Regions from separate parts of the Mus musculus genome. Here region 1 is linked to region 2. A link is a loop called in an ENCODE intact Hi-C map of the cell type or tissue named here. Cell type or tissue: heart. All regions are shown on one strand. Links, peaks and the distances in the headings refer to the core of each region. The heading gives the core; the rest is flanking DNA. Region 1 has its middle 31 kb from the start of Tfap2b. Region 2 has its middle 94 kb from the start of Defb41.

The links. Peaks named below come from ENCODE experiments on the same cell type or tissue, not always from the same donor. Only the 100,000 strongest peaks of a DNase experiment are listed, where the experiment ranks them.
Region 1: it touches region 2 in a loop (16-fold over the local background); 21 of 42 quality-filtered maps call a loop at or near these places.

The regions. Positions count from the first base shown.
Region 1 is chr1:19,170,459-19,186,270 of GRCm38, forward strand. It overlaps a transcript of Tfap2d not described here. Among named protein-coding and RNA genes, the nearest start is that of Tfap2b, 31 kb to the right of the region's middle. In heart, for the core only: a CTCF peak has its summit at 8,754 (motif pointing left); no DNase peak of the experiment used is centred there.
Region 2 is chr1:18,351,351-18,367,162 of GRCm38, forward strand. No RefSeq gene overlaps it. Among named protein-coding and RNA genes, the nearest start is that of Defb41, 94 kb to the left of the region's middle. In heart, for the core only: a CTCF peak has its summit at 8,786 (motif pointing right); no DNase peak of the experiment used is centred there.

The sequences.
Region 1 (15,812 bases), core at 4,916-12,915, 820 kb after region 2:
TGTTATCCACCAAGCCCGGATTTAAGGTTTTCTTCACCTAGAACTTGCTCTTTTCTAGGCTGGCCTTGATCTCAGAGATCTGCTTGGCTTTGCCTCCTGGGATTAAAGTCTTGTACTACCATGCCTGAACCTAAACTTAGCTGGGTGGGATCTTGCCCCAAGATCACTACTCCTTTAATTCAATTTAATATTTTTGAACACAGGATTCAGCTCCATTTCACTTTCTGGTGCCCCTATAATACTCAAACCATATATTTTGTATTTTTCCTTTCTCAACTTTCTCCTTTTCATTAAAATGCTCTTTATAACAGTGAACTTTAGTAGCCACACAACAGAATTTACACCAGGCTATTTTGAGACTTCCTTTTTCAAAGCAATCAATCTAAATATCCTTCCCTTAGCTTCAGGCAGAATTTTTATACAATGGCAAAAGCAGCCACATTTTTCCCCAAAATACCACAAAAACAGGCTTTAGGCCACATATTGAAATTCTTCTTCATTGAAACCGCTTGGGCCAGGTCAGCACAGTTCAAACCTCTCACAGCAACAAAGATCCATATTTTTTCTAGGGTATCCCAGTAAGTTCCATTTAAAGTATTCCAATGCTTTCCAAATCCAAAGCCCCCCAAATCCACATTCTTTCATATAAAAACACCATCAGGCCGATCACAGCAATACCCCAGTCCCTAGTGCCAATTTCTGTATTAGTTAGTATTCTATTGCTTTGAACAGACGCCATGACCAAGTCAACTTTTTTAAAGGATGACATTTAATTGGGGCTGACTTATAGGTTCAGAGGTTCAGTCCATTACCATTAAGGCAGGAGCATGGCAGCATCCAGGTAGGCATGGTTCAGGAGCTGAGAGTTCTGCATCTTCATCTGAAGACTGCTAGCAAAATACTGGCTTCCAGGCATCTAGGATAAGGATCTTAAAGCCCACACCCACAGTGACACACCTACTCCAACAAGGCTGCACCTACTCCAACTGGGTCACATCTTCTAATAGTGCCACTCCCTGGACTAAGCATATACAAACTATCACACTGTTCTATTCATAATAGCCATAAATAAACAATCTAGGGTCTGTCAACAGATGAATAGATGGAAAAAATGTGGTATGTTTACACAATGGATTATTACTCAGCTGTTAACAAATGAAATTATGAAATTTACATGTAAATGAATGCAACTAGAAAAAAAAGTCAGAGGAACACTCCTCCACTGCTGGTGGGATTGCAAGCTTGTACAACCACTCTGGAAGTCAGTCTGGAGGTTCCTCAGAAAATTGGACATAGTACTACCGGAAGATCCAGCAATACCTCTCCTGGGCATATACCCAGAAGAAGTTCCAACTGGTTATAAGAACACATACTCCACTATGTTCATAGCAGCCTTATTTATAATAGCCAGAAGCTGGAAAGAACCCAGATGTCCCTCAACAGAAGAATGGATACAGAAAATGTGGTACATTTATACAATTGAGTACTACTCAGCTATTAAAAACAATGGATTTATGAAATTCTTGGACAAATGGATGTATCTGGAGGATATCATCCTGAGTGAGGTAACCCAATCACAAAAGAAGTCATTAGATATGCACTCACTGATAAGTGGATATTAGCCCAGAAACATAGAACACCCAAGATACAATTTGCAAAACACAAGAAAATCAAGAAGAAGGAAGACCAATGGGTGGATACTTCATTCCTTCTTAGAATAGGGAACAAAATACCCATGAAAGGAGTTACAGAGACAGAGTTTGGAGCTAAGACGAAAGGATGAACTATCCAGAGCATACCCCACCCGGATCCATCCCATAATCAGTCACCAAACCCAGACACTATTGCATATGCCAGAAAGATTTTGCTGAAGGGTCCCTGTTATAGCTGTCTCATATGAAGCTATGCCAGCACCTGGCAAATACAGAAGTGAATGCTCACAGTCATCTATAAGATGGAACACAGGGCCCCCAATGGAGGAGCTAGAGAAAACACCCAAGGAGCTGAAGGGGTCTGCAACCCTATAGGTGGAACAACAACATGAACTAAACAGTATCCCCTAAAGCTCATGTCTCTAGCTGCATATGTAGCAGAAGATGGCCTAGTCGGCCATCATTGGGCCCCTTGGTATTGCAAACTTTATATGCCCCAGTACAGGGGAATGCCTGGGCCAAGAAGCAGGAGTGGGTGGGTAGGGGAGCAGGGCAGAGGGAGGGTATAGGGAACTTTCGTGATAGCATTTGAAATGTATATAAAGAGAATATCTAATTTAAAATAAAGAAAGAAAAAAAGTCATCCTGAGTTAGGTAACACTGTCTCAGAATGACTAATATGAGATGTATTCACTTATGTATGGAAGTCAATGATAACCAGGTAACAAGCCATAGAACCATAGAGGTTAGGTATAGAATGAGGGACTAGGTGCTACAGATAGATCTCCCTAGAAAAGGGAAATAGAATAAATACGTATGGGAATAGAATTCAAAGATCCATTGGGCAATGGGACAAAAGAGAGGGACAAGAGAGTGAACATGGTAAGGAGAAACAACTAAAATTAAGAGCCATTTGAGTGGTAGTATGAAAACCTAATACAGTAGTAACTTCCTAAAGTATACACACATATGAAGGTAATCTAAATGAAATCATCAAATAAGAGGGGAGTCAGAGTCCCAAATGGCTATCTCTTGTCACCAAATGACAAATCTTTTGGGTTATATATAATTAAATTGTTGGCCAAAGGGGTCCCATGGAAATCCCTACACAAACAAGGCTGTTGCCAAGATAATAAGTTGCTCTCCACAAACTGACAGCAAGGCCACACAGCTGAAGAAAACACCTCCGCAACTTGTAATTTTTCCCCCACTTATTCTGAAAGCAAGCTCAGGACTTTCAGTTTTTATGGCTTGTACCCAGTAAGCATTGGACAAACCAAAACCTTTTGCTCCTCAAATATTTGTTTTAACTTTATTGTTTGTCATAACCAATGGTATAAGGAGTAATTGAGCAATTCTCTGTCCTGGTTGAATGACAGAAATACAGGTACGTAATGAAGTTATAATGTTAATTTCCCCAGTATAATCTGCATCTACAACTTCTAGAGCAGTCATCAATCCTGCCATAGTGGCACTGCTTCTTCCCAGTAACAATCCTACAGTCCCTGACAACAACGGACCACATATTCCAGTAGGAAGAGACTGCATCCTCATTTCAGGAGTTAATACTGTGTAGGTGGAGGGACTGAGGTCAACTCCTGTGCTGCCTGATTGGCTCAGAAAAGATTCTGAAAGGACTGTTCTGCTGAGGAATGAACTGCATTGCCCTATAACATAGTTTCAGGGCCCTCTTTTGCTTCCGAGTGAGGAAATATATTACAGTAACCATGATGAGAAATAAGTGTACTGCTCTTTTGAAATATGTGGTTAATCACAGACTGTCATCTAATCTGTTACATACTGTATTTTTCACCCTGAATAAAAGTAATTTTAACACACACACACAAAAAGAGGATTTCCTAAGTCATCACTCTCAGACCTGCATTCGTTAGACTAATGTGTCCCTCTCCTTCATTTAGGACAGTGCCCTGGTGTCTTAGTCAGGGTTTCTATTCCTGCACAAACATCATGACCAAGAAACAAGTTGGGGAGGAAGGGGTTTATTCAGCTTACACTTCCGTACTGCTGTTCATCACCAAAGGAAGTCAGGACTGGAACTCAAGCAGGTCAGAAAGCAGGAGCTGATGCAGAGACCATGGAGAGATGTTCCTTACTGACTTGCTTCCCCTGGCTTGCTCAGCCTGCTCTCTTATAGAACCAAGACTACCAGCCCACAGATGGTCCCACCCACAAGGAGCTTTTCGCTCTTGATCACTAATTGAGAAAATGCCTTACAGTTTTATCTCATGGAGGCATTTCCTCAACTGAAGCTCCTTTCTCTGTGATAACTCCAGCTGTGTCAAGTTGACACAAAACTAGCCAGTACAATTGACCCCTTGTCAACTTGACACACAAACACATCACTAGTAAGTGTCAACCCTTACATTCTTATTCATCCCCAAGGTCTAAATAACTTGAAACGTCCCACAGTCTTTACATATTCTTAAAATTTCAATCTCTTTAAAATATCCATCTCTTTTAAAATCCAAAACATCCCACAGAGATCTTAACACCAAATGGATCTTCTAGCCCAAAGTTCCAAAGTTCTTCCACAGTCCTCCCCAAAACATGGTCAGGTTGTCACAGGAATAATCCCACTATGCTGGTACCAATTTGTTTTAGTCATAGACCCCCTCACCTTCTAGCCTTGTATTTACACTTAGTCAAGTTAGAAATCATTACTCCACTACAGCTATCTTCCCACCTTAATCTTGTATTGCTTCATGCTGTGTTAGAAACTTGATGGCTAAAAAAAAAAAAAAAAAAAAACTCAATCAGTATCAAGTTAGAATTACACATTTTCATATGTCCCACATCCAGCCAAATGTTGACTGGAGGACCAGGTATGGTAGTGCATACTTTTAATCCTGGCACTCAGGAGGCTTAAGCAGGCAGAGCTTTGTGGGTTTGAGTCAAGCCTGGTCTACAGGGCGAGTTTCTTGTTAGCCAGAAATACATGGTGTTTAAAAAAATGGACTGGGTTCTCTACTTTCTGCTTATTTGTTTGTAAGGCTAATGATTGTTGGACAGTCTTGCTGCTTTCTGGAGGCTCCCAGAAAAGTGTACTTTCAATTCATGGCAAAATGTATAACTTTGTGGCTATAGGAATAAGGTGTTCTTGGTGCTGCCAGGAAACATCAGCAGAAGCTCCCACATTCTAACTCTGGTCTTGGTATCCTTGAGCAATTTCATCCTCAAACTCAAAATCAGTGCACAAAATATCTCTGCCTTATGCATCAAAAGATGGCCTAGTCGGCCATCACTGCAAAGAGAGGCCCATTGGACTTGCCAACTTTAGATGCCCCAGTACAGGGGAACGCCAGGGCCAAAAAGGGGGAGTGGGTGGGTAGGGGATTGGGGGGTGGATATGGGGGACCTTTGGGATAGCATTGAAAATGTAAACGAGGAAAATACCTAATAAAAAAATTTTTAAAAAAATATCTCTGCCTTTAACAGGATCACATGTGGCTGCAGAGCTCTTCCAGAGGTTCTGAGTTCAATTCCTGATTTGCCTGAGACGATGTGGTAAGACATAATACACATGGTATCAATGTCCAGCATCCATATAATAGCTCACAGCAGTCTGTAACTCCAGTTCCAGAGGATCAGATGTACTCTTCTCACCTCAGTGGGTCCGGCCATCCAGTGAGATGACAACTGAATCATGAGAAACACCATGTTGGAGGGGAAGCACAAACCTTTATACTGGATTGAATGAAGAACCGAAGGGTGAATAGAGGACATGCAGCCCTGGGTGAAAAAGCATTGCTATTGGAGGAACATCATGAGATCTTCACAGAAGCTGGAAATAGCTTTGTGTGTATAGAACTCTCAGAGGCTACTGAGCCAGGAGAAAGTTAGTATGAATGGAAGTGGGGGTATGGAGATGCAGAAGGGGTCGAAGCTCTAAAGCCTTAATTGAGGATCCTGTGTATAACCACAGAAGGGACTCGGGAAGCCATTAGAATCCAAAAGTGATGAAATCCAACTTGTTTACCATACCTAGAAGTCTCCTAACATTCTAACACTTGTGGTTTCTAACAATTGTGCCATTTTTTTCTTCTACCCTCATTTATATTTGAAAAAATGGTGAGCTATCTGGGGAGCTAGGAAATAAACATCTTAAGATGTTATTAAAAAGATGTTATTACAGAGAGAGTAAGTGGACCCTAACCCTAACCCTAACCCTAACCCTAACCCTAACCCTAACCCTAACCCTAACCCTAACCCTAGACACTGGACCATGGGAAAGATGATCCTCTTATTTAAAAAGCTGAGTTGCTGTGGCCTCAAGAAAGATAATCAGCCAAAGAGCAGCATAGTGCCACAAAACCACAGTTTCTACACTCACTGGAAGGCCACTTATTTATTATAGATTTTTTTAAAAAATAAAGACTAATATATTTGCAGGCATCTGCTTCTTGTTTCTTCTGTGGATTCTTTAGAAATTAAACATAGTTCTTTTGATTATATTTGAAAGAAATATAAGTCAAGAGTACTGAATGTGGGGGCTGGTGAGATGGCTCAGTGGGTAAGAGCACCCGACTGCTCTTCTGAAGGTCCGGAGTTCAAATCCCAGCAATCACATGGTGGCTCACAACCATCTGTAACAAGATCTGATGCCCTCTTCTGGAGTGTCTGAAGACAGCTGCAGTGAACTTACATATAATAAATAAATAAATCTTTAAAAAAACAAAAAGAGTACTGAATGCACCTAAACCGTTAAATTTACCATATATATGAACTTCATAATGTGTCTTCAAAGTGGGAAAAAGAAGAATTGTATAAGGCATCAAACGTGTTAATAAAAACAAACCCGAGTTGAGTTGCTGAGTGAATTAATTGACCTACAACAATGTCATAAGGGATGCAGGCCCCCTGCAATGGGAGAGGAGGGCTCTTGACTCAGGATGAGAATGGCTCCAAATCCAGGTCCCGGCAGAAATGTGGTGAAATAAAGGTTCTTATTCAGAGCAGCCTGTGTGTGGAAACATGTCGTAATCGTCTCTGAAACAGGGGTAGGGGATGGAAGGTGTGCCTGTTGCCTTGGGAAGGGTATCAGCATCCGATGCAAGTCATTCCAGCCAGGCACAAGGGAAGGAAGACTTCTCTGTTGCTTTTTTTATTTTTTTAACTATGAAAATGGAGCTTAGTAAAGCATAACACTGTCACATGAATGACACAGGGTAGAAATTTCTGGAAAGTTTCAGCCCATCTTATTAGTTAGTATCCTTCAATAAGAGGTCCCTTGATATTCCTATCACATCACAAGTACAACTTAAACCAAAATTGGCCTTAAACTGAACACAGTCTTCTACTTCTGGTAAATTCTACTGCTCTGTTGACATTTTCCATAGTAAAACTCACTCCCTGAAATTGTCTTCTTTTCTTTCTAAAGATAGTGCCCAATGCAATGGGTTTCATTATGGCATTTTCATATACACTTTGCCCTTATTGGCCCTTCCTCAAATCCCTGAACCTCCTTCCTGCTGATCTTCAACCCTGCAATAGCCACTTTCCCCTGCACCTTTCTTTAAAAATATTACTTTTTACATTTTAGTGACTCTTTATTTCTGTAATGGTGGAACATGGATTAAAATATTAATACATATTGGCTAAATAATAAAGTTGTTGGATTATAAATGTTATATTATAAAATTTTCGGCATTTTTTTTTTTTAGATAGAGTCTCACTATGTAGACTTGGCTGGCCCGGAACTCACAGAGATCTGCTTGCCTCTACCTTCTGAGTGTTAAGATTAAAGGTGTGTGCCACCAAGCCCCTAAAAATGTAATTCTTCATAATATTTTCCCATTACTTTGGAGACCTAGCAGAGTAAAGAGTCCTAAGAACAGTCTTTTCCATTTTTACAACTCTTGGAACAGCCCAAATTTTCAGTGGCATAATTACAGCATTTGTTACAGTGAGCTACTCAGCCAGACACTCTAGCAACTCAGGTTCTTCAAAGTCATTGTGGTTAGAGAGAGTCCTGGATGCCACACGAGCTCACCTCTCAGTCAGACAAAAGTAACAGAAGTGATGTCAGCTCAAGGGCTCACTCAGCAGTTACCTAAAGGGCTTCTTTGCCCTGGGAAACCGTTCCTAAATTCCCTCTGGACCCTTGTTCTTCCATTCACTGCTTCCTCCACTTCCAGCATTAGTCTCACCTCGGCTGAGAAGCAACTGAGTCACAACTTGATATAATCCACCTGCTCCAGAGCTGGCACTCTCTCGGAGTTTGTTAAAACTTTATAAAGAGAAGCTGAATCAGCTGGAGTCTTTATTGGTAGAGAGGTGTACGTGGGATGGACTGAGAACAACCATGACCAAACAGGAGATAGGGTCAAAGATGGGGGCTAAGAGAGAATTCTGTAGGTCTTGTATGCTTTTAGGTTTGCATGAGCAGCAAACACATTGGAAACATATTATCCAGGTATTAGAGTTTGGAGAAAGAATTCCAACCATAGAGATAGTCTTTTGGTTTTCATTTTAAATGCTTCCTCAATCCCAAATAAAATGAACTAGTAAGATGAAGGTTTTGGGGAGTTTTTTAGTAACGAGAAGGTATAAGTTTACTTTACTAAATAAGTTTATAAATTTAGGAGAATATTTATATTGCCTGAAACAGGTTCCACAAAGGACTGCAGCTCATATAGCATTTAAATGCAGGAAGTAATTAAAAGTATCAATTTTTTTGAAAGGGGAAATAAGGTGATAATTAAAAATAATTTCTGAGGTGCAAAGATGACTTAGGAGTTAAGAGCACTGGATGCTCTTCCAGAGGATCTGAGCTCAATTTACGTCACCCACATAGCAGATCACAGCTGTCTCTAACTCCTGTTTCAGGGCATCTGACACCTTCACACAGGCAGGCATGCAAGCCAAACACCAATGGACATTTAAAAATAAAAGCAAATATGAAAAAATTCTGCCCTGATTCATAACAACAATAAATGTAACTTACTGTTTTTCCTTAAATTTTTTTTCCCCACAAGAAACTCTCAAGTTTTTGTGTACAAACAGAAATGGAAATAATGATTTGCTTCTCAGCAGCTTTATCAGTTCCCCGTGTCTGTTTACACTACAGAGTGTATTATACTGCCCTCTGCTGGAGAATGAGGTGAATGCTCACTTTTCACGCATGTCTCACCTAAGATTTATCCTGATGTGGAAAAATAGGTTGGGTGGCAGACAGACAGACAGAAAAGTAAATAAATAAAACAGTTTTAAATTGGCGTGTGTGTGTGTGTGTGTGTGTGTGTGTGTGTGTGTGTGTGTGTGTGTGTGTATGAGAGAGAGAGAAATGAGAGACAGAGACAGAAAGACAGAGAGAGAGAGACTAAGAGACAGAGAGAGACAGAGACACAGAGAGAGTTTGTGTGAGTCCTGTGCATATAGGTGTCCAAAGATGCCAAAATTCCTGGAACTGAAATTATAGGTGACTATAAACCATTCGATCTGGAGGGAACTTAACTTATGTCCTCGGCCAGAACAGTAAGTGCTCTTAACCAGTGAGCCATCTCTGAATCCTCCAAATGTAGTTGTTGATCCTTGTATAATAGACCATAAATAAAATAGTGAAGAATGGGGAAGTTGAGGCAAGGAAGAGGAGAAAAGAAGAGATGGGAGGGGAGGCGAAGAGTGTTCTAACTCTGACTCAGCATTGTCCTCTCAGACAGTGGGCTAGAAACTACGATGCATTTCCTATTTTAATTAGTTTCCTACCCATACCCCAGCTTTAACAAGGACTATGCTGTTAGAGCAAGTGCTTTCACACTATGCATGGTGCACTGAGATGCCCAAGAGAAGCTCTGTGGGTGACCTCATCACAGAAACGAGGACCTTAACACCCAGAGAGTAAGGCACATTTCAGAGGTTGTAAATAAACATGAAGTCATGATTCAAGGCTAGAGCTATGAGCTTTACCTCTTTCCCCTAAACCCTGTGAACTGTCTCCTGTCTTCTCTAAATCTAATTTTGCTCATTGTGAAGTCATAGTAAAGAAGCCTATCTGACTGGGTCTGGATTAGCACATCAAGAGTGGGAAGATAAATTATGAGACCTGAGAGGTGCTGCAAAAAATACCATTGGTACTGGTATTGTGTTATGAACAACTGGTGTTTGTAGACATTTCATATTTATTGAGTTTCTAGAAGCAGGAACTGGCTTCATAGAGCTACCAGGAAATCTTCCTGCATAGATCCTGTGATAGTTTCAATGAAAATAGGACCCATAGGCCCACAGGGAGTAGCACTATTAGGCAGTGTGGTCTTGTTAGTGTAGGTGTGGCCTTGTTGGAGGAACTGAGGGTGGGCTTTGAGGTTTCAGAAGCTCAAGCCAGGCTCAGTCTCACTCCCTCTGCCTGCTGCCTCTCAATCCAGACGTAGAACTCTCAGCTACATGTCCAGCACCTTGTCTGCCTGCTTCAGACCATGCTTCCCACCCGATAATGGACGAAACCCCTGAATCTGTAAAAGCAACATGAATGAAATGTTTTCCTTTGTTAGAGTTGCCACGGTCGTGTTGTCTCTTCACAATAGAAACCCTCTCCAGAGGAGAAACTAAAAACTATCTCTCCCCTCTCTTCCCTTATTTTAGACGTAATAATAGTGATGCCAAAGAGCCCGAGGCTTGCCCCAAGACTCATAAAGGCTAGACCCAGAACTTATCACCAGATGCCTGTTATTCCAACACACTGTGTTGTCTATGGACACAGCCAGCTGTTTGGCCATTATAGCCTCCTTAAAAATGTGAGGAATCCCAGGTTGCCTTTTCATTGCTGAACTTTTTATTAGCATATCCTAATTGTACAAAAATAGTGGATTTCATTTTGACATTTTTATATATTCACAGAAAATGCTTGGCTCATATTCATCTCTTAGTCTCATTTGTCCCTCTCCCATCAGCCTCCCTTTGACTTAATGTGTCTCTTTTGTGAAATCTATATTCCACATATGAAAGAAAATCTAATATCTGCCTTTCTGGGTTGGCTTATTATATTTAAGAAAATCATCTCTATTTAACATTCATTTCCCTAGAAATAGTTCATTCACCCTTCCTTCTGCTGAATAGTACTCCGTTGTGTATATACTCATTCTTTCTCTATACATCGTGTTTCCCACTCCCTGAACCCCAGGAGGATCATATTCATGGCAAGAGAAGTTCAAGCATGGGCACTAAACTGCTTCACGGCCTCTTGCTGAAAGCTTTGTTAAATACGAAACACCTGGCCTGACTCCCCACTTACCATATTAACTGAATCAGCATTTATAGAGGTAAAGTCGAGAATTTGTACTAAACTCATATCCATGACTGAGATATTTTCACGTTTGGGTGCCTGTACCCCCAGATCTGCACTTTTATGTGTTGATTCCTTGATTTTATTATTTTGTTGTCTATTCTAACTCCTATTTTCTGCTCCTGCTCCTCACCTAGTTATCTATCTATCTACATATCTATCTTTATCTGTGTCTCTGTGTCTGTCACTCTCTGTGTCTGTCTCTCTCTCCCTCTGTCTCTTCCCCTCCCTCTCCCCCTCCCCTTTTCCCTCTCAGTCTGTCTCTCTCCTTCTCCACCCCTCTCTATGCTGGGTACATTTTGTCAGATTGACTCAAATGTAAACATTAATGGGAAGAGGGGATTTCAGTTAAGAAATTTGGACCTGCCTCCATCGGACTGGCCTGTCCAGTGCCCTCCTGTTTTGAGCTTTCACACCTCCTGTCTGTCTTAAGCACTTGACACAGCCCTTCCAAAGAAACATGTTATTCTCCTGCCAATTTCTCCTCCTTCCTTCCTTCCTTCCTTCCTTCCTTCTATTCTTTTTTTCTGTCCATTTTATTTTATTTTGAGGCAAGGTTTCTCTGTGTTGCTTTGGCTGTTCTAAATTCCCTCTATACATCAGGCTGGCCTCCAGTCAGTTCTTATAAGTCCAGTGCTTCACCATGTGTATGGTGTACATCAGCTGTTAGGCATATAATTATATGCTTCATTTGTAAACTCTGATGCAATAGGGTTTTGTGACTCTAACTTGGAAACTTTGAGGGGATTACCAGTTTGGATCACATCCCATGATGCTCATAAACCTACATTGGATATCTTAATTTGTTTTTCAAAGAATATTGAATTTTTATCCCTATAAATATCTCCAGAGAGGAGATTCACAACTTGTCAATCATGGTGAATTATTAATATGGGGGAAATTGATTGCAGAAAGTTCAAAGGTCAAAGAATCTGACCCTCAAACTCTAAATCAACCAGGTCTAAATTCAGGTGAGGGTAAAGTTACATTATAGAACTTTTTTTTTTCAAGATTATTAGCCTTCCTTTTTAAAATGAAGTGTTTTAGTGTGTTAAAATGAATTCTATGCTATGCAAGGAAAATTGCAACTTTATTAACTAGTTTCTTGAAGGATCACTCTGCCTACTAACTGAGAACATGAAGAAATCATCCATTCAGAATGGCTACTATCACAAAACCAAATGATCACAGAGCTGGTGAGGACTTGGAAAAGAAGACTTCCTTTCATTAATGGTGGGACTGCACGCTGGTATAACCACTGTCAGAATCAACATGGGAGTTTCTCTGGAAAACCAAAAACTGAACTACATATGACCCAGCTACACCACTACTGGACATATCCCCCCCCCCCAAAAAAAAATCTGTGTCCTAGTATGGAGATGCCTGCATATCCACATTTTTTTTACAGCAGAATTTAAATTAACAAGGAAATGGAACAAACCTACTTATCCATCAGCATATCAATGGGTAATGAAAATGTGTGTGCGTGTGTGTGTGTGTGTGTGTATGTGTATCTGTGTGTATATCTGTGTGTGTATCTGTGTGTATCTGTGTCTTAGTTAGGGTTTTACTGTTATGAAAAAACACCATGACCAAGGCAACTCTGTTTTTGTTTGTTTGGTTTTCAAGACAGGGTTTCTCTGTGTGTAGCTATGGCTATCCTGGAACTCACTCTGTAGACCAGACCAGCCCCGGACTCAGAAATCCTCCTGCCTCTGCCTCCCAAGTGCTGGGATTAAAGGTGTGCATCACCACTGCCCGGCCCCAAGACAACATTTAGTTGGGGCTGGCTTACAAGTTCAAAGATTCAGTCCAGTATCATCAAGTGTCTAGGCATGACAGTGTCTAGGCAGGCATGGTGCAGGAGAAGCTGAGAGATCTACATCTTCATCTAAAGGCTGCTAGCAGAGTATTGATTTCCAAGGAGCTAGGATAGGGGTCTTAAGTCCATGCCCACATTGACACACCTATTCCAATAGGGATGCACCTCCTAATAGTACCACTCGCTGGCCCAAGCATACACAAACCATCACAGTATAGATAGATAGATAGATAGATAGATAGATAGATAGATAGATACGTACATACATACATACATACAGCAATCTTATTCAATCATAAATCTGCAGAAAAATGAATGGATCTACAAAGTATTTTACTAAGTGTCTTAGTCAGGGTTTCTATTCCTGCACAAACATCATGACCAAGAAGCAAGTTGGGGAGGAAAGGGTTTATTTGGCTTACACTTCCATACTGCTGTTCATCACCAAGGAAGTCAGGACTGGAACTCAAGCAGGTCAGGGAGCAGGAGCTGATGCAGAGGCCATGGAGGGATGTTCTTTACTGGCTTGCTTCCCCTGGCTTGCTCAGCCTGCTCTCTTATAGAACCAAGACTACCAGCCCAGAGATGGTCCCACCCACAAGGGGCCTTTCCCTCTTGATCACTAATTGAGAAAATGCCTTACAGTTGTATCTCATGGAGGCATTTCCTCAACTGAAGCTCCTTTCTCTGTGATAACTCCAGCTGTGTCAAGTTGACACAAAGCTAGCCAGTACAATTGACCCCTTGTCAACCTGACACACAAACACATCACTAGTAAGCCTCAACCCTTACATTCTTATTCATCCCTAAGATCTTAAATAATTTTAAAAGTCCCACAGTCTTTACATATTAAAAGTTCAATCCTTTAAAAATATAAAATGTCTTTTAAAATCCAAAGTCTTTTTATAATTAAAAGTCTCTTAACTGTGGGCTCCACTAAAATATTTTCTTCCTTCAAGAGGGAAAAATATCAGGACACAGTCACAATCAAAAGCAAAATTAAACTCCAACTCTCCAATGTCTGGGATCCAACTCACGATCTTCTGGGCTCCTCCAAGGGCTTGGGTCACTTCTCCAGCCATGTTCTTTGTAGCACATTCGTCATCCTCTAGGCTCCAGATGCCTGTACTCCACTGCTGCTGCTGCTCTTGGTGGTCATCTCATGGTACTGGCATCTCCAAAACACTGCATGACCCCTTCAGTCCTGGGCCGTCAATTGCAACTGCGGCTGCACCTTCACCAATGGCCTTCCATGGCCTCTCACAGAGCCGAGCCTCAGCTGCTCTGCGTGACCCCTTCATGCCTTCAAAACCAGTACCACCTGGGTGACCCTTACACATTACCAAGCCCCGCTGCAGCAGTACAACCTTGGCTATCTCTGGAACACGTCCTCTTTGTGCTTTCAGAAAACACTTTCCAGATGTCACCTCAACGATGCTGGTATCTTTTTAATCACCGCTAATTTCTTAGCTCCAACTAGCCAGCATCAATAGTTCCAGTAATGCAAAGGTTTTGCTTTAGTAGTTCTGGTATCCTGTTAATCACAGCTGATTCTTCAGCCCCAGCTAACCAGAACCACAGAATAATCAAACTCCAAAATAGCAATGACCCTGAAAAGAGTCTTTAATTTTCCCTCTGAAATTTCACAAGCCAAGCCTCCATCTTCTGCCCTGTTCTCAACGTTATCTTCCAAGCTTCTACACAACATCTGACAGAGCTCTTAACACCAAATGGATCTTCTAGCCCGAAGTTCTAAAGTCCTTCCACAGTCCTCCCCAAAACATGGTCTGATTGTCACAGGAATACCCCACTCTTCTGGTATCAATTTGTCTTAGTCAGGGTTTCTATTCCTGCACAAACATCATGACCAAGAAGCAAGTTAGGGAGGAAAGGGTTTATTCAGCTTACACTTCCATACTGCTGTTCATCACCAAGGAAGTCAGGACTGGAACTCAAGCAGGTCAGGGAGCAGGAGCTGATGCAGAGGCCATGGAGGGATGTTCTTTACTGGCTTGCTTCCCTTGGCTTGCTCAGCCTGCTCTCTTATATAACCAAGACTACCAGCCCAGAGATGGTCCCACCCACAAGGGGCCTTTCCCCCTTGATCACTAATTGAGAAAATGCCTTACAGCTGGATCTCATGGAGGCATTTCCTCAACTGAAGCTCCTTTCTCTGTGATAACTCTAGCTGTGTCAAGTTGACACAAAGCTAGCCAGTACACTAAGTAAGGTAACTCACAAAGACAGATACGTCATGTGCCAACTTGGACACAGTTTTTATATTTTTTATATAATATTTTGAATGTCCCTATACACACCAAGCATCCACTGCAACCTATACTACTAAACAGGAGGAAGAAAGAGAAAACAAGACTTAGATTCTAGTCCTCAATTTCCAACTTATTCCCTGTGACCTATTCCATCAGTGTCATCTTTGTAGCTCAGCTTCCCATTTACAATTTCTGTGTGCCTTTATCTACCTAATTCAAGTGTTTTGAAATGTAATAAAATATCATGGACATAGAAGATGATATACCCAAAATCAAGACACAGTTTGGGTGGGAGGGAGGGTGGATGGATGGATGGATGGATAGATAGATAGATAGATAGATAGATAGATAGATAGATAGATAGATAGACAGACAGACAGACAGACAGACAGACAGACACTAAAGAAATGGCTCTGTAGTGAAGAATATACTGTTTTGGCAAAAGATCTTTGTTTTGTTCCACTCACCTACATCAGGTGACTCACAACTACTTGCAACTCCAGTTCTAGGATACCCAACACCCTGTTCTGTTGTCCATGGGTACTGATGCACACGGTGCACCCACTGACACCCAGGCATGCATGCATACATATGGAATAAATTTTTAAATAAATATATAAGTAAATAAGATTGGAGTGTAGCTCAGTTGTGGAATGTGTTCAGATTGCTCTGTAGTACTGCAGGAGAAAAACCATGACTAAGTAAGAAAAGCCTAGAGATAGGACTCAAGAGCAGTGATACAGTGATGAAAGCAGATTAATTAGGGATGG
Region 2 (15,812 bases), core at 3,791-11,790:
AATGTTAAAATGCTTATAACTTATTTTGTGTTCCTTATTAATCCCACTCTGCTTTTGTTAGAATAATAAAAATCCAGAATGCAATCAAGCAACTCTCAATATGCCTCTTCAAATTTAGATAGGAAATATTTGACCCCCATGTATTTTCTTGTTCAAACTCCAAAACTTATTTAGGAGTCTATAGTCCACCTTGCTTTCAGATAGTTGGTATTTAATAATCTCATTAATTCTAATTAGCAAATATTTTTAAACACTTGACTATATCTTGTGAGTTAACCTCATCTTCATGCCACAGCAAGAATCATTCCTAAAGTAACAATAGTAAGATGTTGAACCTATTTAAGTTAAGGACAGAGACACTTCAGGGCTCATAACACATGAGTAGCATTTCTTAGGCCACTTACAACTTCCATTTTCAATGAGATGGTTACTAAAAATGAAAATTGTTCTGAGTGAGCTTTCTAGGCCCAGTCTTAATCCATGCCCCTGACTCTGCCTACATCTCAGATGCCAATGACCTTTCAGGCCTGTTTCAACTTCTTCCCATTTCCTATTTCCTTTTCCTTTTCCTTTTCCTTTTTCCTTTTCTTTTTCCTCTCTCTCTCTCTCTCTCTCTCTCTCTCTCTCTCTCTCTCTCTCTCTCTCTCTCTTTCTTTTGATGGGGAAAATTATAGTTATAATTGAAACTTGAAGCAGTATTTAGAGTCACTGTTGATATGATTTTATCCCTCTGGTTTGGTTGTGTTCCAATAAGGTCCATCAATGTTTGTTTTACCAGCAGGTAAGTTATTTATTCCCCAGAATTCCTGTTGTTCCCAAAACAACATGTTATGTTGTGAACACATATTTTGGCCAAATATGTACCCTCTCTAACTGTTTTTTACTTCTTCCCATTTCTAAACCACATTCAGATCTGATCTTTACATTGTTGCTTCTCATTTCTTTTCTAAGTGCCCTGTGCTTTAGCTTCTTTCTGCCTACCTGGTTACCATGACTGCAGCCCTTTTGTATTAGTGGATTCTACTTCACCCTTTCCGTGCTGATAGATTATATTTCTATGGCACCATTATAAATTGGACTTGTGGCACATTTCCTGGTGTGAGAGAAATATACATCTTCTTATGCCATTAAGAGCAGCCACAAACCCAATCTACTTTATATCTACTATATATTCCAGCATATGCCAAGACCAGCAAAACTGAATATCAGGAGTCAGTGGGGGTCCAATATCAAGTGAGTTTCTGGTAACCAACCCTCTCTTCTGGTGTATATCAGCTCCACTACCATCACCATAAATGGAGTTGTTACTGTGTTAGTTGACTCATTTTACTGCCATACCTGTGGTCCATGATGGGATGCTCATTTCACCTTGAAAATAAAATAGCTAGACCACAGTTTAGGCATAGTGCCAAGTGGTTTTGTTAGATGCTGAGACTTTCATAATCGCTCATGAACATCAAACTATAAGACTCATTAGTGTCATAAAAAAACCAATTTATGTCACAAAGAGAGTTCCTGTGATTCTGAGTTATGTTCTGATGTTGCTCATGGGCTGTAGTCTGTTAACTAATGAAAGAAGCTTGAGATGAGAAATAATCAGTTAGTGCACATGTCAGTGAACAAATGGGATTCTTACTTGAGTAAGTGATGGATGCTTAGGGACAACTTTAGGTGATGTGGTTCTGGAAATGAACATTCAACTATGAAGATGTTCTGCAAGGTACTGAAAACACTTTATACTACCTAAGTGAAGTTAAAATATCATTGATACTGTTATTATTTCATGATTGTGAGACACACTGGGCAGTGCCTTTCATCTCTTGGGAAGGATTTTATAGATCTCAGAATGATTAATGATAATAGTCTTCTGCTTCATGAATACTGCTGAAAAAAAAAAGTGGGTTTCCAATTTAAAAAAAAAAAAGGTTTCAAATGACAAATGAGTAATGGCTTGAGTATTTAAAAGAAGAGTAAATAACTTTAGCAGAATCCTAATTTGTCCCACTTTCAGCCTCTGACCTATTTTACCTCAGTGCAGTGCACTTGCAGCTGTGAAACCCATGCTGCCCTGCTGTTCCTTCAGAGCTTCACATTTCCATCTGCTTGCCTGATGCTTCCAGGATGCCTGCTCATCGTTCTCTCAACCAGGGCGCCACATCTCACCTCTCTGCCTCCCAATTTCTCTGTCTTGTTTTCAAAATGAGATGTTGGTAGGCAAATGGCAGTGTACAATGGAATTTCTCTGTCATTAGATGGGAGCTTACCACCTTCCCTCTGCACACTCTGATGACTCTATATCTGCATCTCTAAGTAACATTGGCTCTCTCAGACTCAATATTACACACCCTACTGATGGTAGGATCATTCCATAAACTGTCCACTTTTCAGTTACAAAGTCCTTTGACAATATCAATTTCTGCATCGTCCCCCTTCTCAACTGTCTACATGCCAAGCATGCAGGTTTGCCTTTTCTCCAAATGGAATCTTGTTTTGTCATTTTCAGCTTCTACATAAAGTGACATATCATGGAGGGAGATACAAGTTGCCTTGAACACTTTAGTAGGTTACCTTCCTCCACCATGACAAGTGATCCAGAGCTCAGAGGAAATTGTTTTCAAGCAAATGATTTTTTTCTCCTCTTTAAAATCACATTCGTGTCATGTTTTACAGAATGAACCATCTTTTATGAATGTGTGCTGCAAATCTGGCCCAATTATAGAAATGGGAGGCTCAGGCCTTTCACTTACCAGTTTGTTTCACCAAGTGTACAGTCTGATGAGCACTCATACAGGGACTGATTTTCTATTTTGTCGAAGAAGAAAAACTTGCCTCGGATAACTATGGGCATCTTGTTACATTCCATTTCCAAATCTGTCAACCATTTAATGACAGCCAGGGCACAAAACATTTTACTTGTTCATAAGCAACAAAATCCATGCATAAAACAGCATTTTCCAAGGGGCTTCTATGGTAAGGTTGCAAACTGTATTAAATAGCCAGGGTTTTGAGAAATTATGTTTAAAACATACACTGTTCTTATTTCCTAAGTCTGATCACTAAAACTTTAAACAGACTATTGGTACATTAATAAAGTGTTTCCAGAAAAAAAAACCTAAGTAAGACGGAAGGGGTGCTATGATGGATTGTGTCATTTGATGTAGTCTCAGTGTTCCAGAACGTACTTTAGACATGCATGAAGGTTAATTCCCATCGTCTGAAAATCAAGGCCTTGTTAGTTGAGGTTTTCAAGGAGTTTCGAATATCAAAATAAAAAAATAGTATTAGAGACAACATGCAACAAATTTCCTACATGAGCTCTTCCTTTGTATTCCCTCTCACTGAATTAAAGGAGGTATGCTCTCAAGTTTCTCGGGGCTAAAACTTCACTTATTTTCATAAAATGAAACCATTAAATGAGCAACACTGCTGTCATTCTGATCCAGCTGTGTGAGCAGGCTTCACCCCCATCTCTAGAATGTTTACTCTTCTGTTGTCCATTGTTTCTCTGATTTCTTAGCTCTGTCATGTGTCAGTGTTCATTGTGGAGACATTTTCTCCATCTTTGGTGTTTTCTCTCTTCTCTTCTCTTCTCTTCTCTTCTCTTTTCTTCTCTTCTCTTCTCTTCTCTTCTCTTCTCTTCTCTTCTCTTCTCTTCTCTTCTCTTCTCTTCTCTTCTCTTCTCTTCTCTTCTCTTCTCTCCTCTCCTCTCCTCTCCTCTCCTCTCCTCTCCTCTCCTCTCCTCTCCTCTCCTCTCCTCTCCTCTCCTCTCCTCTCCCCTCCCCTCCCCTCCCCTCCCCTCCCCTCCCCTCCCCTCCCCTTCTCTCTCTCTCTCACTCTCTCTCTCTCTCTTACTCTCTCTCTCTCTCTCTTTCTTTCTTTCTTTCTTTCTTTCTTAGGCTGTTGATTTTAAATATTTGCAAAGTATTCACTAAGGTTTTGTTTTGTTTTGTTTTGTTTTTCGAGACAGGGTTTCTCTGTATAGCCCTGGCTGTCCTGGAACTCACTTTGTAGACCAAGCTGGCCTCAAACTCAGAAATCCTCCTGCCTCTGCCTCCCAAGTGCTGGGATTAAAGGTGTGCGCCACCACCACCCGGCTAGTATTCACTAACTTTAAAAGACAAAATAAAAATAAAAGCAAAACCAAACCACCAACCTCCCTGAATTCTCCTTGAATTCTGACTACATATAGCTTCTGGTTTGACAACACCTAGATTAGCAACAGGTTGTACCTTTCATACTCACCCATAGATTTTATTCAGGACATAGGGAGGGGAGTTGAGAAAGTAGTAGGGGCAAAGAAAGGCAGAGAGAAAGAAAGAGAATAGAGGAGTAAAGGCTGGGCATGAGTAGTAGAGGGAGAGGGAGAGGGGAACGAGGAAAGAGGAGGATCAGGAGGGAGAGGGCAGAGCTAGAACAAGAAGTCAAGAGAGCACAGAACTCCTTCATAAACATGTTTTTCACAAAGTCTTCTGGAAAATATACTGACAAATCCATTCTTAGTACTGCTCAGCCCTCCTCCCCAGCATGCCAACAATCCTTCCCATAGGCTTCATACTCTTTTTTTAAGAAACATTGTATAAGTTTAATGAAAGGATGTTTAGTGATATAAGTTACAGAAATGTCCATATTTTAAACTTAAAACTGAAATGTTACAGGAAAGTCAAGGATAAAATAACTTATAGTTTTAATGTCATATTCAAATTAAATGTACAGACAGAGCTTTTAAAATGCTTTCTTTCTTTCTTTCTTTCTTTCTTTCTTTCTTTCTTTCTTTCTTTCTTTCTTTCTTTCTTTTGTGAGGGATGTAGCTTATTGCTAAAGTATGTGGCTAATATTAAAAAGGCCTTACATTCATCTACAACACCACAAAAATAGAGAGTCAGTAAGTAAATAGATTCATGATGTTTACTACTGTGTAGACTTGAATTCTTAAAGAGTAAAACACTGACAGTTATGATTTATTACTTTTAGTCTCCAGGAGCCCAGGATGGCCATCACTGATGACATGACCATTGCTATGCCTTGCAATTCTGCATCTGCAGTCCCATTTTACAAGCCTCAGATATATCTTCTGTCACCACAATAAGTTCATTTTGTATTTACAGTAATGCTATTAACAAAGACTGGAAGAAATATATAATTTGTGTCTCAAGCTAGGCCAGTCATTGTTTGGCCACTCCCACAATTTTTACACTTGCTCCAGCACATCTTGTGGGCAGGACAAATTGTAGGTCCAAGATTTTGGGGATGGGTTGGTAACCAAAAACTTTCATTGCCTGGTGATAGGAAGTCAATGTTTCAGGATCCCTATATCCCATTGTTAGGAGTCTGAGCTATGGTCACCCACATAGTTTTCTGGGAGATTCCATTGCTTATTTATACCCCTCCCCCAAGAAAGTACCAAGTCGTCTCTTAAGACAGACAACTGAGCAAAGGGCTCTCTTTTATCAGTGTAAACCCATTTCAGCACTGATCATTGAACACTGTGTAAAAATATACATACAAGTTATAGGGTCCCACCACCTCTCAATTTTTTTGTTTAACAATTTTTACCTTAACAATAAATGTCTTTACTCTTCCTCTCAATCATGTTGTTTTATATCCATCAAAGCACACACACACACACACACACACACACACACACACACACACACATATATCTTTAGTATTGTGGGGTTTTGTTTTTTGCTCTGTTTGTGTGTGTGCTGTGCTTGTGTGTATGCATGTGTATGTGTGTAGAGTATGTTTGAGTGCAAGTGTATATACATGCATTGTGTCTTTCTTGAGTTTTGGCTGGATTAGATATCCAGCTTATTCCAGTGATCCTTTTCTCTGCATTGCACATTCCAGGAATAAACTGGGGCTACCATTGCCTCCCAGCACCTACAGAAACTGAACCCCCGTCCTTCCACTTGCACAACATATGTTTTACCTGCTCTGGTGGCTTGCTTGAATAGGTACAGTTTCCATAGACTCGTGTGTTTGAACGCTTTTCCCATGGGGAGTGGCACTATTAGGGGGTGTGGATCTGTTGGGTTGGGTGTGGTCTTGTTGGAGGAAGTGTGTCACTGCTGAGATGGGCTTTGAACTCTCTTAGTGCTCAAGGTCCAACAAGTCTTTAATCAGAGCTTCCTCTTGGTTGCCTCCACATCAAAGGTAGAACCAACTGTCAGCTCTTCCAGTACCATGTGCTCGAATATTGCCACACTTTCTTTTTTTTTTTAAGATTTATTTATTTATTATATGTTAGTACACTGTAGCTGTCTTCAGCCACTCCAGAAGAGGGAGTGCCAGATCTTGTTACAGATGGTTGTGAACCACCATGTGGTTGCTGGGACTTGAACTCTGGACCTTCGGAAGAGCAGTCGGGTGCTCTTACCCACTGAGCCATCTCACCAGCCCCATTGCCACACTTTCTGTTACGATGATAATGGACTGAATCTGTGTGTCTTATTCAGGGTTTTACTGCTGTGAACAGACACCATGACCAAGGCAAGTCTTATAAAAACATTTAATTGGGGCTGGCTTACAGGTTCAGAGGTTCAGTCCATTATCATCAAGGTGTGAGCATGGCAGTATCCAGGCAGGCTTGGCACAGGCAGAGCTGAGAGTTCTACATTTTCATCCAAAGGCTGCTAGTGGAAGACTGACTTCCAGGCAACTAGGGTGAGGATCTGATGCCCACACCCACAGTGACACACCTACTCCAACCAGGTCACACCTATTCCAACAAGGCCACACCTCCAGATGGTGCCACTCCCTGGTCCAAGAATATACAAACCATCACACTCTGAAACTGTAAGTTAGCCCAAATTAAACATTTTCCTTTAGAAGAGTTAGTTTGGTCATGTTGTTCCATCACATCAATGAAACCATAACTAAGAGACTGATTATCAATCTCTCCACATCCTTCGAGCATACGTTGAAACAAATATTGCCTATCTACTTATTTGAAACACAGCAGCTGATTTGCCATATCAGATGCTTCAAGTTTTTTGTTTTGTTTTGTTTTGTTTTGTTTTGTTTTGTTTTGTTTTGTTTCACCATAGAATTGACAATGCTATCTGTGCTATGGTCCTCTGTCAGTTGTAATGCAAGCAAAGACCCTGGTCAACAATGAAACAGTCACTCAAACAGTTGCTGATTAATCTACTAACCTAGCCCTGGGCCACATGAACGTCCATGATGGCAGTGCTGTATAACACAGATAAGCTACAGATTTTATTCTTGACCTTTATGCACATCACATTGCCTAGACAGTATCAGTAACTGGCATCGAAATTTATGGACCATGTGCTTGCTATATTTTATGTCAAGTTAACAAAATTATAGTCATTTGGGAGGAAGGACTCCTAATCAAGAAAATATTTCCATAGGATTGTCTCATAGATAAGTCTATAGGGCATTGATTTTTGTTTTGTTTTGTTTTGTTTATTTATAATTGATGTGGAAGGGTCCAAGTACTCGCTGTGAGCAGAACCACCCAAGAGCAGGTGGTCTAAGATGGTGTAAGAATACAGGCTGAAAAAAATATTCTGAGGAAATAACCAATAAGAAGCATTTCTCCACAGCACTCCCATCAGCTCCAGCTTCCAGGTTCTGGCCCTTACTTTCCTTCATGCTGGACCTCAACTGTAAGCTGAAATAGACCGTTTCTTCTCCCAGTGGAAGAAACTTTCAGTAATACAGAGCTCTTTAGCTGCTTCACAGATAATATTATTGCAAAGTTGTCTGAACAGTGTCTTACTCTATTTTGTTTAGTGGATGACACATTTATGTTGCTAGATCACAAGAACAGGAGCAGCAGTTCTCAAGGTATTCCCCGTTTCTGTGATAGGTATGAACTGGCTGGTAAAGCTGTGCAACTCGTTTAAGAATAATAATACAAAAAGCAGGAGAAAGGCAGGAAGTGAAAATAGTAAATGATAAATTCCTTACAGAGAGGCTAAGGCATTCCAAGAAACATTACTTTTATTTTATATCGTTCTGTGACAATTACAAATATGAGTGAGTATGGTTGCAATATTAACTTGATTTACAGTTTCTATCACAAGCATCTTCACGAAATACATTCTGTGCAATTGGGGAAACACATTCTACAAAATAGCCCATTTAAAATTTATTTTAGAAAGTGCTAGTTATGGCGGACAGGTTCTGGAGCTTGCTTGCATACAAGCAAGCTTCTTAATTTAATTGTTAGGCAATTTGGACAAAGGTTGTAATGAAGTATACAATTTTCTTCCTTTGACTTATTAGGAAGAATTTTAAAATACCATTTAACCAACATAATAAAGCACACAACTCCTAGTCACATCAAATGCCTGGGTTGGCACCCACAGAATTCCTGTCATTCTGGATGTTTATTAAGTCCTGTTCTGTGACACTATATCTAGTTAATTGTACAACAGAATCTGCATTCTTTAGAGTGTAATTCAAATGTTTACCAATTTACAAAGGTTTCATCTCCTTATGTTCCAATTAATAAGGATACAATTTAACTACACTGAATTACTTTAATAACTCCCATTCTTCTAATAGATGAAATGGAAAAGAGTCAAATTATATTCTTATGTTGCAAATAGTTCTTTCTTTTCCTTCTACTAGGACAACAGAGAAATTATTTTTCCATGATGATCAGAGGAATTAAATATACTTTCTTCGTGTTTTGAAGCAATGTGTTCAGTTGTGTTGATGTTTGCGTTATCTAATTTTAACCTTTGTATGAATAGAGATTTAGGATTTAAAGCCAAAATGTGTTGATTTTTCCTTTATAGTTATATATCAACACTAGGTGGCAGTGTTGTCACAACGAAAAACTACAGCATGGCCATTTTGCTTTACATTCTAGAAATTATCTTTTAAAGCTTTAGAGACATATTAACTTTCATTTTTCCAGTGTGATTACAATCTATCTGTAATAAACATAAAATAGTTTAAAATTCATTGTCAGCTTTTGCTATTCACCAAAATGTGTGAACCATAACTTCTAAAGGATATATTCTTGTAATCCTGTAGTTTAAAAAAATATTTGAATAAGTAGGTGTTATGAATAAGTATGTTATTTTCTTTGTCCAAAATTGTTACTGTAATGATGGGAATAATTATATTTGCCTGTAATGTCAGCACTTGGAAGGCTGAGGCAGGAGGATCATGGATTTGAAGCTAATTGGGCTAGTCCCTATCTACACACACACACACACACACACACACACACACACGAGGGGGGGGGTAGGAGAGAACTCTTTATTTATTTAGACTACAATACTACACTAAAATACTTTAAACAAAGCTTCCTGAAAAATATTGCCTGGAGTTTTATGGCTGACTTAACCACCACCACCACCACCATCACCACCACCGCGCGCGCGCACACACACACACACACACACACACACACACACACACACATACACACACACATACACACACAAACCAAACCAAAAATTATTATTTTTAAATTATAGAAGAAATAATTCTAGACACAACACCTAATCTGCAATAAATTAAAATTGAAAAATACCAATATATACCTTTATATAAGTTTAGGTCATGGTACACAGAAACAAAAAGGGAAGTTTAATATACACTTTGGTGCACAATAATGCTTTTGTACATTTCTGCCCAAGATCATAATTTAGTTCAGTAAAGAAGAACACAGATCTGGAGATAAAATGCCCAAATTTCAATTCTGCCACTTTAAGCCACTCACTGAACCTCTAGACTTCAGGGTTCTTGGGTAAACATAGCAGTAACTATATCATGTGGAGATGATCTGAAAAATCAACGAAGAAAGACTGATGGACTGGGACTGATAAGTTTCTGTTACAATGGGGATGTCAGAGGTCAGAGTGTAAGGTTGCTATTGGTAACATAGTCCTAGAACTACCCAAGTGGGGCCAGACGCTTGCTGACATGTAGCCTTCAGACATGAAAAGTCTGATTAGAAAGGACTTTTGGAATGCCTCCCCAAGGTAGATGCATATACTTAAGTTTTGGACTTGAGTTTGCCTCTATAGGAAGGTGATAAAATCTTCAGATGTGGAGACTCATGGGAGACTTTGAGGCATCTTAGCATCGTTGTTTTAAAAGTATTATTGAAAAACTGGTGTTTTATCTCTTTTTCAACACTATGATATGAACAGCTTATCTACCAAAAATTTCATTTTTGTTTGTTTGTTTGCTTGCTAGTTTGTTTGTGTGTGACAGAGTCTCCTACACCCTAAGTCATGTATATTTACTCTGTAGCTGAAGGCAATTTTTAAATCTTCATTCTCTTGTCTCCACATCCAAAGTGCTGGGATCTATCCCAGACCCCAGAGCACAGTTAAATACCACAAATTGAAACCTCTAAAACAGGAGATCAAAATAGACTGATACTCTCTATAGTTGATCACGGAGCTATCTGTTATAGAAACTGGACATACCACTGTGTTATACAGAGACTGGCCTGTGGTTATAGAGCTGAAAGAACCTTGATTCTTGTTACCTTGTTTCTACAGGATATCACTTCCCACTCCAGAATCCTGGAAATTACAGCTTCTTAGACTCTTAGTTTATATCGTGTAAAATCAAAACAAAGGTCATGATTTGTACCTCCAGGGAAACATCATGTGAACAGCTCCGTACAATGAGAAATGCTGTCGAACCCCAGCTTGTGTTTGATACTGTACTTCTATGATTTATCATTTCTGCTGCTCTTATTATATATGAGAACCCTCATACTGTGAAAGGATATCCTCTTCAACTTAGGAGCAAAAGGTTTAGCATCTGAACTATGTATACTCATACAATATAGTAATTGGCTTGTGTCTCTGCTGACAGTGCGAGAAAATGATTTATCAGCGATAAAGGAATTTTAAAAAAACTTAAAAGTCACCCCACTCACTAAAAATTCAAAATAACAAACATTTAAAATAAAATAATATTTGAATTATAGATGTGAGTAACTTGCTGCTATTTGAGGACTTTAACTCATTCTTTGTTTCTGAATTGAATATGTCAAATTAAAATACATTTAATCTGCATTTTAAAATACATGCAACCATATAATTTTATTTACTATAAAGGTTCCCTTCTTCATTAGAATATAAGGTGCTTGAGAGAGAAGATTAGTTTCATATGCACAACAATCAACTGAATCAGTACACATTATACAATAATAGTCTTTCCAAAGAATGAAGAATTGAATAAAGAAAAATAGCAAATATTATGTTAAAAGAATTATAGCTGGCTTCTTTTTAAAACTTCTTCCTGGAATTAGAGTAAAAATCACTTCTTGTGCGTGATTCGCTTACTTTAACCTATAGGTCTTTAACTGTTGAAATGTGAGGCTCTGTATACAGACAAAGAGAAAGCCAGATGGATTCAGGCACTTTGTGGAGCATCACTAGTTACCAGAAGACTCTGGCTTCATATTCTTTTCACTTCAATGATGTGTTAAATAATATCAGTTCATTGTAGATGTGTTAGGGAAATCACAGGGGCTATCAAATTCATTAGTTTTAGCATTTACTCTAAATCTGTACAGTTCTAATTAGGAGATTTGAAATGAATACTTCAATACATTTTGGAGCCCAACATGAGTTTGTTTTCATTGAGTATGTTTTTGGTTTAAATTAATGAGAGAAGCTACATCATTAGATAATTAGGCGCAGTGCATTTTGGCACAGTGACGCCTATGCACAGTATTGTTAGATGATTTAGGATGAGCTGTCCTATGCTACAGAAGTTGGTACAGATTTCTCATCAGTGATACTGTGCTTCAGTCATTCCAGAAGGCAGATATTAAAACAAGTAAGGGAGGGAAGGGCAGTGGTAGCACACACATTTAATCCCAGCACTTGGGAGGCAGAGGCAGGAGGATTTCTAAGTTTGAGGCCGGCCTGGTCTACAGAGTGAGTTCCAGGACAGCCCGGGCTATACAGAGAAACCCTGTCTCACCCCCCCACCCCCACCCAAATAAACAAGTAAGGGAATTTAACCATGGTGATGTTTAGCAACTTATACATGCTCACACCATTAATCTCTCTGGAAACTGGCATTTAAACCCAAGTATTTCTGAATTCAATAGTTATATTTTCCTACTCGAAGAGCTTGTAGAAATAGCAGTCACCCTTTGAAGGGATAATTAATTGAGGTAACTACGGCTATATGTGCTTGACATATCAGCCAAACACAACATAGCTAATTGCTTAAAGATCACCTCTAGAAGGAAGTAAACAAGCTAATATATTGAAGTGAGGAAATTATCCAGGTCTACAAAGCTCAGGAGGAGGTACAGCCACTAGTAAATAGTCCCATTCACTTCAGAATATGCTCATTGGACTATCTCCTGTGTGCCAAGTTCAGAGGAATGAAATAAGTGAAATGATTGAAACAGGTTCTAGTGAGACTGAGCTTACACATGAATGGGAAACCATGGTCATGGGAACAGGTAAAGTTAGGCAAAGGGCGTTATGTTCAGGCTACAAATAAAATGTGGGACTTGATACTTCATATCAACAAATGGAAAATAACCCCAGCGAAGTAAATATCTTGAACAATAAGATGAGAATAAAAGAATACCACCAGAGGAAAAAATTAATCAAAGTGAATGAGGTAGCTTATATTGTGTTGACTAACTCCCACAGCAGGTGACTAAGCAGCCGGTTTGCTTTCCCCTCATATACTCTCTGCTCTACTCTGTCTTTTATCAGCTTCATCGCTCAAGAAGGTAAGTGGTAGTTGTATCAATATATTTCTTATATTAAGACCATCTGCCAGCTCAATTACTCCAGTGCATTCTCACAGTATGAGATTTCTCAGAGGAGTGATTCTATTGTAACACTGCAGAAATTATATGAAGGTCCTATGAGACAGAGGTGATGGAAATATTCAGGATGACAGTTATTTATATTGTACGACTATATCTCTCTCTCTATCAATATCTATATCTATATCATCTCTCTATCTCTCTATCTCTATCTCTATCTCTATCTCTATCTCTATCTCTATCTCTATCTCTATTTCTATCTCTATCCATATTGTCTCTCTGCTCTTGGTTTTGTCCTAAACCTTACTACTTTGCCTTTACTCTAACAGTTATCATTCTTTTGTGTATTCAGATTAATTGTGATAGAGCATATATCCAAATTGCTGAAGTCTAAAGGGGAATAAGCAAAGAACAGCACTTTTAAAATGAATAATTATGAACAGGTTAAATATCAGGGGAAACTATCATTAAACCTCCTACCATCATTTCTTTCACTAACTTTACTTCTGTATGTATACTCATTCTTCTTCTTGAAAAGGACTTATCTCCAGAGACATGACTCAGTCCCAAGAGAAATTGTACTGTGAATCATAGACCTACTTGATCCTTCCCCTTCATGTGCAAACACTTAAAAATAGACAGTTAAAAAATAAAGTTCCATAATTGATGCTGTAAGTTGATACTGAGAATGTATACATGGCAAGAAAATATTATTTTTTTCTTTTTTAATTAATTAATTTATTTTACACTCCGAATTTTATCCACCCCATCCATCCAGTCTCCTACAGCTCCACATCCCATTCCTCCTTTCCACCCCCTGCCCCCATCTCCATATGGATGTACCCACCCCCAACAAAGTCTGACCTCTAAATGACCTGGGCTTCCAGTCTCTTGAGGGTTAGGTGCATCCTCTCTGAATGAACACAGACCTAGAAGTCCTCTACTGTATGTGTGTCGGTGGCCTCATTTCAGCTGGTAAATGCTGCCTCTTTGGTGGTCCAGTGTTTGAGAGATCTCAGGGATCCAGATTAATTGAGACTGTTGGTTCTCCTACAAGGTCACCGTCCTCAGCTTTTTTCAGTCTTCTGCTAATTCAACAACAGATGTGTGGTTCATTTATACAATGGAATACTACTCAGCTATTAGGAACGAGGACATCCTGAGTTTTGTAGACAAATGGATAGAACTAGAAAATATCATCTTGAGTGAGGTAACTCAAACCCGAAAGGACATGAATGTTATGTACTCACTAATAAGTGGATATTAAAAAAAAAAAAAGTACAGAACACCCAAGATTCAGTTCACAGAACTCAAAAAGGTCAGCAAGCTGAAGTGTCACAAGTCCCACTTGGGAGGGAGAAGAAACCAATCACAAGTGGGGAGGGAGGGAGGGATCTGGGAGGGAGAGTGGGTGGGGTAGGGGGAATGGGTGGGAGAGGGTAACATGATCTGGTGTTGAGTGAGGGAAAAGGACTGAAGACCTGAGGGCCAGGGGAGTGAGTGGAAACAGACAACCTCAGGAGGTAGGAGGTTGCAGGGGACTATCCAGAATGCACCAGAGTCCTGGGAGGTGAGAGACCCCCAGGACTCAAAGGGAGGGACCTTAGATGAAATGCCCAACAGTAGGGAGAGGGAAATTACAGAGTCTACCTCCAACAGGAAGACAGGACATCAAGTGAGAGAAGGGTTTGTCATTCTACAGTCACACCTCTGACCCATAATTTTTCATGTCTGAAAGAGTTACAGGGATGGAAATGAAGAGGAGCCTGAGGGAAAGACGGTCCATCAACAGGCCTTTATCTATTTAAAGATAGAGGGATCTAGCTCAAGGGGAGGTCCCAAGGCCTGACACTATTACTGGGGCTATGGAGCACTCACAAAAATGGATCTAGCATGATCGCACTTTGGAAGACCCAACAAGAAGCTGAAAAAGTCAAAGGCAGAAAAAAATAATTTTAACACTCATGGGAGTCCCTAGTGGAAATTCTCATCTAAATCTATTATCTAATTCTGATACTGAAACTGATTATTATTTAGGAAGAAATGAAAATGTACACAAATTGCAGCAGGGAAAATGGAGTCAAAACAAAATCATAACTGTTTTGTTGGAACCTTTGTATTTGTTAGCGATCTTTGCTCTTTTATCCAAAGTCTCAGTAATTAATCTTAAAACATAAATACCAAATCAACTCCAGCCTCATTTGTTGAGTTTATTTCTTTTTTTATTAGATATTTTCTTTATATACATTTCAAATGCTATCCCAAAAGTTCCCTATTCTCCCCTCCCCCCCCCCCGACCCTGCTACCCTACCCACCCACTCCTGCTTCTTGGCCCTGGCTTTTCCTTGTACTGGGGCATATAAAGTTTGTAATACCAAGGGACCTCTCTTCTCAGTGATGGCCAACTAGGCCATCTTCTGCTACATATGCAGCTAGAGACACGAGCTCTGGGGGTACTGGTTAGTTCATATTGTTGTTCCTCCTATAGGGTTGCAGACCCCTTCAGCTCCTTGGGTGCCTTCTCTAGCTCCTCCATTGGGGGCCCTGTGTTCCACCTTATAGATGACTGTGAGCATCCACTTCTGTATTTGCCAGCCACTAGCATAGCCTCATATGAGATAGCTATACCAGGGTCCCTTCAGCAGATTCTTGCTGGCATATGCAATAGTGTCTGGGTTTAGAATATATATGTCCAAGCAAAAAGAAATCTCTACATATGTGCATGGCCAAATGACCCTTATAAGACTCTTACCCAAGCAATTTCCTAATACGCAGTCTGGATTTGGGATTGAATTCAGTGTCTGCTCAATTTTAGAACTGGGTCTCAGTGCAGTCCTGTAGGAAAGGAGAAAACATAGCTGTCCTCTGTACAGCTGAGAGGATGGAGATTTTAGTTCATTAAACTGTTGGTAGGTTCAAAGAACTCCAACTAATTATTCTACTTCTCTCCTGGGATGAAGTTCTCTTTAGACAGAAGTTTAAAAAAAAATCCATATAAGTGGAAATTCTGTTATTTTCCCTGTCTTCTCTCCCTGATCCTGTTAGCATTAGGCTGCAAAGA